Regions from separate parts of the Homo sapiens genome. Here region 1 is linked to region 2. A link is a contact called in ENCODE Hi-C or POLR2A ChIA-PET data. All regions are on one chromosome and are shown on one strand. The core of a region is the stretch at or near the end of the contact, and the rest is flanking DNA. Distances in the headings are between cores, read along the strand shown. Region 1 holds the start of PRXL2C (peroxiredoxin like 2C). Region 2 holds the start of SLC35D2 (solute carrier family 35 member D2).

Evidence for each region. Hi-C counts contacts between places; a loop is a spot of excess contacts on that map. ChIA-PET counts read pairs that join two places held with the same protein, here RNA polymerase II (POLR2A). Pooled maps may share reads with other maps.
Region 1: a loop to region 2 is called in a map of chondrocyte, with 4 times the contacts of the local background. The contact joins the promoter of PRXL2C here to the promoter of SLC35D2 in region 2. A Hi-C loop is called at or near these places in 1 of 168 maps with a recorded cell type or tissue (chondrocyte) and 9 of 50 pooled maps. POLR2A ChIA-PET finds 5 or more read pairs at or near these places in 3 of 52 experiments (T-cell, activated T-cell and naive thymus-derived CD8-positive, alpha-beta T cell).

Annotation. Positions count from the first base shown.
Region 1 is chr9:96,654,052-96,657,141 of GRCh38, reverse strand. It overlaps PRXL2C (peroxiredoxin like 2C), which reads left to right and starts at 1,825. Exons shown (of 6, transcript NM_153698.2): 1 at 1,825-2,052; 2 at 2,369-2,437. The coding sequence starts at 1,861. RefSeq lists silencers at 1,737-1,826, 1,867-2,076, 2,217-2,286.
Region 2 is chr9:96,382,323-96,385,137 of GRCh38, reverse strand. SLC35D2 (solute carrier family 35 member D2) reads left to right here and starts at 1,427. Exons shown (of 12, transcript NM_007001.3): 1 at 1,427-1,661. The coding sequence starts at 1,504. It overlaps SLC35D2-HSD17B3 (SLC35D2-HSD17B3 readthrough), which reads left to right and starts at 1,427. Exons shown (of 26, transcript NR_182427.1): 1 at 1,427-1,661. RefSeq lists silencers at 1,439-1,768, 1,779-1,828.

The DNA.
Region 1 (3,090 bases), core at 576-3,075, 270 kb before region 2:
AGAGGAAGTCTGTCCATTGTCACAGAGTATATAGTGAAGGGTTGATTTGGAGCTGAGAAGCAAGTTGATAACTGTCACAGGCACTTCATCTCTCAGTGTCTCATTCAGTCATGTACTGATGCTCCCTAGACAATACCTTCTAATTTCTGCATTTCTGCATGGCTACTATTCCTCCTACAAAACTATTTTTTGATGATGTCTGAGTTCATCACTCTGCAAAAACTAAGTCATGTGGCTCTTTGTATTTCAAAATGAAATTGTCTAACCTGTAATTTATTTCACATGAAATATGACACTGAAAGCAGTAATGTCAAAGAAAATTTTTCATTCATTGATACCAGCAATTAATCAGAGCTGCCAAAATACCACCATTCTTATCTGTATATCAATTTCTGCTTACCAAAACACTGCTTACAATAAATTTGGTGACATCTGGCAAACTGCCTGTTGTGAGTGCTATTCATCAGCCTGCACTTTGGTCATGCATTTATTTCCAAAAACTCATAAAGCTCCTGGCCAGGCCCAGTGGCTCATGCCTGTAACCCCAGGACTTTGGGAGACCACGGCAAGAGGATTGCTTGAGCCCAGGAGTTCAAAACCAGCCTGGGCAACATAGGGAGACCCTTGTGTCTACAAAAACAAATCTAAAAAAAAATTTGCCAGGCATGGTGGTGCATGCCTGTGATCACAGCTACTTGGGAGGCTGAGGCAGGAGGACTGCTTGAGCTCAGGAGGTGGAGGCTGCAGTGAGCCATGATCGTGCCAATGCTCCAGCCTGGGCGACAGAGCGACACCCTGTCTCAGAAAGAAACTATCTTGACTTAGAAACAGATCTATGCTTAAAATTTTGTAAACACGCTGCAGAGCTTCTCAAACAGAGCACTTAATGTGTGCTCAATAAAGTATAAAATCTTCACACAGGTGAAAGCCAGAGGATGCAGCATCCCCCTTTCCTGCACTTTGTGGCAGAGTCACATCAGTCACATAGACCTGCCTAGCACTCCGCCCCAGAAATATTCTTCAGCTCAACAAAGGCCATAGATAAAGGATGTACTTTCTGAACCCCAAATCCATACACAAGAGTGAGTAAACTTATGAAGACAAAGAGCCTGAATGTTATCTGGTCCTGCTCTGGAAATCTTGGACACACAGTTAGCACCCATGAGAAACCCCAGAGAAAGATGAACCTCTAAATCCAGGGCCAGTTTGGTCTCACAAAGGCTGAGATCCCCAGATTTCCCTATGCCTGCCTACCCACCCCAGGAGAAACTGAATTGGAAGTGTGGGATTTCTACAAAACAGCTGCTAAGTCATCTAACTTCATCATCCTCATCCCACCCAGCTCACCTTTTATTTCTTTATTTTTATTATTTATTTTTTTAAAAAACGGAGATGGCGTTGCCCTCTGTTACCTACCCAGGCTGGTCTCGAACTCCTGGCCTCAAGTGATCTTCCCGCCTCGGCCTCCCAAGTCGCTAGGATTACAGGCCCGGCCTGTGTGTTTACAAAACGTGGGCCTGGCCCTAGCCCACCTTTTACACATACACCCATTAGTTCTCGAATAGGTGAGAACATCCGCTCAGGTGGCCATGGAGGGCGCGGGCGGCTTTCTTCCTCAATAATGCTTGCTCGCCGTGGACGGACCTTACTTTCTCTCTCTGTCCCCTACCCTGAGAGCTGAGTCAGAACCGCCCGTGGGGTTCACTCCGACAGCTCCCAGGCCCGCGCCGCGCCGCGGAAACCGTGACTTGCCAGGCCCCACCTCTGCACGCCCCGCCCCGCCCCCCGCGCCCAACCTCTGCGCGCCCCGCCCCGGTCCGCGCTGACAGAGCGGACCCAGGCCCTCGGCCGCCCCGCGTCATGGCCGCGCCGGCCCCGGTCACGCGGCAGGTTAGCGGCGCCGCCGCCCTGGTCCCGGCCCCGAGCGGCCCCGACAGCGGGCAGCCCCTGGCGGCCGCCGTGGCCGAGCTGCCGGTGCTGGACGCCCGCGGGCAGCGGGTACCGTTCGGCGCGCTGTTCCGGGAGCGCCGCGCCGTGGTGGTGTTCGTGCGGGTGAGCGGGCGGCGGGGCTGGAAGGGAAGCGCGGCCCAGGGTCCCGGGCAGGCTGCCGGGATGCGAGCCGCGCCTCCTGCTTCTTAGGACGGAAACGGGAAGGCAGCCTGCCCAGTCGCGGCCGCTTCCCAACTAGGGCGGGGCAGGGAGAGGGCGAGGGCGAGGCCCGCTTCCCACGCGCCGGGCGCCCGAGCCGCCGGTCCCGGCCCCGCGGGCGTCGCCTTTGCTCGCGTCACGCACGGCGAAGTACAGGGATCCTTCGGGGCCCGAGGGTGCTGCTTTACTAACTTGCCCTTTCTGCCGTTTTGGCTTTCAGCATTTCCTGTGTTACATCTGCAAGGAATACGTAGAGGATCTGGCCAAAATCCCCAGGAGTTTCTTACAAGTGAGTTTCCCAGCGTGGGCGGCCCAGTGCCCGCTTCTGCAGACCTTGCGAGCGGGGCGGGGGAGGACGCGGCTCCAGCGCGGAACTTGCAGCCTGGATTGCCCCTCCCCGCAGCTCTCTCCACCCTCGCCCCTCCAAAAGGAGTGAGACGTCAGAGATCTATTTCTGCCCTAACTCATTGGGTGCTGCCTGGTGGTAAACGTACTAACAATTGTGGTGTTGCCTGGTAACCTAGTGCCTGTTCTCAAATGTTGACTGATAATGCCCTAAAACAAATGCTGGAAATGGTTATTTTCTTCCCTTTATTTTTTGTTACACTCCAAATAGCTGCTCATTATGGGAAAATACTAATATATCGTAAAGGTGCAAATGTTTATGTTAATAGGCTGCAAGTTCCATGTCCCTAGGACAAACCACATAGTTGTTTTTCTTGAGGCACAGATAGGTTTGTGCCCAAGTGAGCTTTTTGAGGAAAGGCATTGAGCAGCCTTTATAAAACAGATGTTCTTTCAGCAGACCTTGTCAATCAGGATGTGAAAAAATAACATTGATTAAATAACTGTGCGGCCGGGCACGGTGGCTCACGCCTGTAATCCCAGCACTTTGGGAGGCCGAGGAGGGCGGATCACGAGGTCAGGAGATCGAGACCATCC
Region 2 (2,815 bases), core at 178-2,677:
TCTTGTTTTGGGTAACTTGGGCACTTCTGGTCTTTTTAATGCTAGCTAATTTTCACGAGTTCTGCTTTAGTTCTTATCAGGGCTGAAAATGTTTCCCAGTTTTCATTCTCCTGGTTGTTTAGTGCCTAAGGGTAGAAAAACAATTCTCTGGGCATCTATATAGTTAGGCCCCAACTTTTATTTAACTTGAAATCTTAAGCTTTTCTAAGAAGCTAAAAGTTCATATATATATATATATATAATATACATTATATATTAAATATATAATATATATATTTTTGAGACGGAGGCTTGCTCTGTCGCCCAGGCTGGAGTGCAGTGGCGCGATCTCGCCTCACTGCAAGCTCTGCCTCCCGGGTTCACGCCATTCTCCTGCCTCAGCCTCCTGAGTAGCTGGGACTACAGGCGCCCGCCACCACGCCCGGCTAATTTTTTTTGTATCTTTAGTAGAGACGGGGTTTCACCGTGTTAGCCAGGATGGTCTCGATCTCCTGACCTCGTGATCTGCCCGCCTCGGTCTCCCAAAGTGCTGGGATTACATGTGTGAGCCACCGCGCCTGGCCAAAAGTTCATATTTTTTAAAGACTGACAAGGGTAGGCGGTTCTGGGAAGCTGTCCTTCAACTGACCTGACCCGAAGGCAAACGGCCCTCCGCGAGGAATGCACCTACCACAAAGCACCCAGAGGACACCCAAGTCCCAAGGCTTCACCCACCTTACTCCTAGCCACTCCACTCCTAGATATTTATTTAAGAGAAATGAAGACACAGGTCCCACAAACGCCCACGAATTTTCATGGAAGCATTTTTCCTAATGGTCCTAAACTGGAAACAACCAATGGATACACAATTTGTGATACTATTCAACGATTAAACAAACCACATGGTCGAGTCCAAAGCATAGAGTGAAAACCCCTGAGACCACATGCTCATTCATAAATTCTAGAAAGCACCCTGTTTATTTGAAATTCCGGAAAAGGCAAACCTAACCTACAGCAATAGTCATCGATGAGATGCGGGCGTTAACTTCAAAGGGGCAGCAAGGGGAATTTTTGGGGCGATGGAAATGTTGTTTTGAGTAGTTACTCCTGTGGATGCCTTTGTCGAAGCTCATCTCAAACTATGGACTGGCAAGATGTGTACACTTCATTGTATGTAAATTATACACTAAACAAAAAAGTTGTAGGGAAAAAAAAAAAAAAGCAAAACAAGCCCTGAGACTTACTGAAGCGTTTCTTTCCAGGAAAGCCTGGAGGAAGGCAGCGCTTTTCAACTCCCCAGCGCATTGCCGGCCCTGGAGACCGAAGGAGGTGCCTGGAACCAGGGTGAAGTCCAGCGCGCAGGGTCCTCCCGCGCCGGCCTCGGGCGCTCGCAGGGGGCGGGTCGGGACCTGGGATTGCGCCGGGCTCTTCCTGTTCCTGCCGCGCCCTCTTCCCCGGCCCGGCCGGGCGGGACCAGTGCGCAGCCGGGGCTGGCGGGCGGCGGGGTCCGCGGGGCCGCAGGAGATGACGGCCGGCGGCCAGGCCGAGGCCGAGGGCGCTGGCGGGGAGCCCGGCGCGGCGCGGCTGCCCTCGCGGGTGGCCCGGCTGCTGTCGGCGCTCTTCTACGGGACCTGCTCCTTCCTCATCGTGCTTGTCAACAAGGCGCTGCTGACCACCTACGGGTGAGGCGGGGCCCGGGGCCGGGGGGTCTGCGGGAGTGCGGGGCTGCCCCTGTCCTCCGTGCGCTTCAGCGGCGCCCGGGACAGGGCGGGTGGGGACAGGGACCCTCGAGTCTCAGCTGGGCACATTGGTCGAGTTTCCCAGGCGCCCTCCAGAACTCGCTCAGCTTTCTACACTCAGGCCACAACCTGAGAAAGTCGTTCTCTTCCTGAGCGCGCCTGCCCTGCTGCGAGGCGCCCTGTCCTAGGTGGGCTGGTAGAGCTCAGACAGATTCTTTCATACACCCAGCGAGCTGAAAACAGGGATTCAAATGCCTGCTTCAAAGGACGCAATTCCTTACACAGATCTCCATGTTCAACGGTCAGGTACTCCTGAGCCAGTAAGTCTGTATTGATTGACTGTTCATTCTCAGATGACCAGCGTGTTCATGGAAAACTCGGGAAAACAATTGGAAGTTCATATGGAGTACTTTTTTGGATTAGTGTGAAGTAAACGCAAATTTGTGCTGCCTTGAACCTATTTGTAAGGACTAGAAAATCCTGCTTAATTCTGCTACCATTGTAGCGGCACTGAGAAAATTGTGGATTTAGACCCAGCTCCACCGGTTAACACCTGTCTTTTTGGACCAGTCTCACAGTCAGCAATTTTTTTCAGATGCAAAAAACCTGAATGATTACAATCGTGTTAATTACCCTCCAGGGCTCTGCACGAGCTGTTATATGTGAAGGCTCTTTGTAAACTCTACTATGTTACAAGAATATGCCATCAACATTTTAGAGCCCAAAGAGACCTAGAGTGTCTTAGTTAGAGAGTATCTTAGAGTATCAGCTTTCTTTTTTTATATATACATACAGATTCAGCTTATGTGGGTCTCACTTTTCTCGAATATAAAATACGAAAGCTGAGGCTGGCTGAGGTGGTTTGCACCTGTAATCACAGCATTTGGGAGGCCAAGGCAGGCATATATATATATATATATATAGTGTGTGTGTGTGTGTGTGTGTGTGTGTGTATAATATTTTTTTGAGACAAGGTTTCACTCTGTTGCCTAGGCTGGAGTGTAGTGACACAATCATGACTCACTGCAGCCTCGACCATCTGGGTTCAAGCAATCCTTCTGCTGCAGCCTCCAGAGAAGCTGGGACCATAGGTGTGC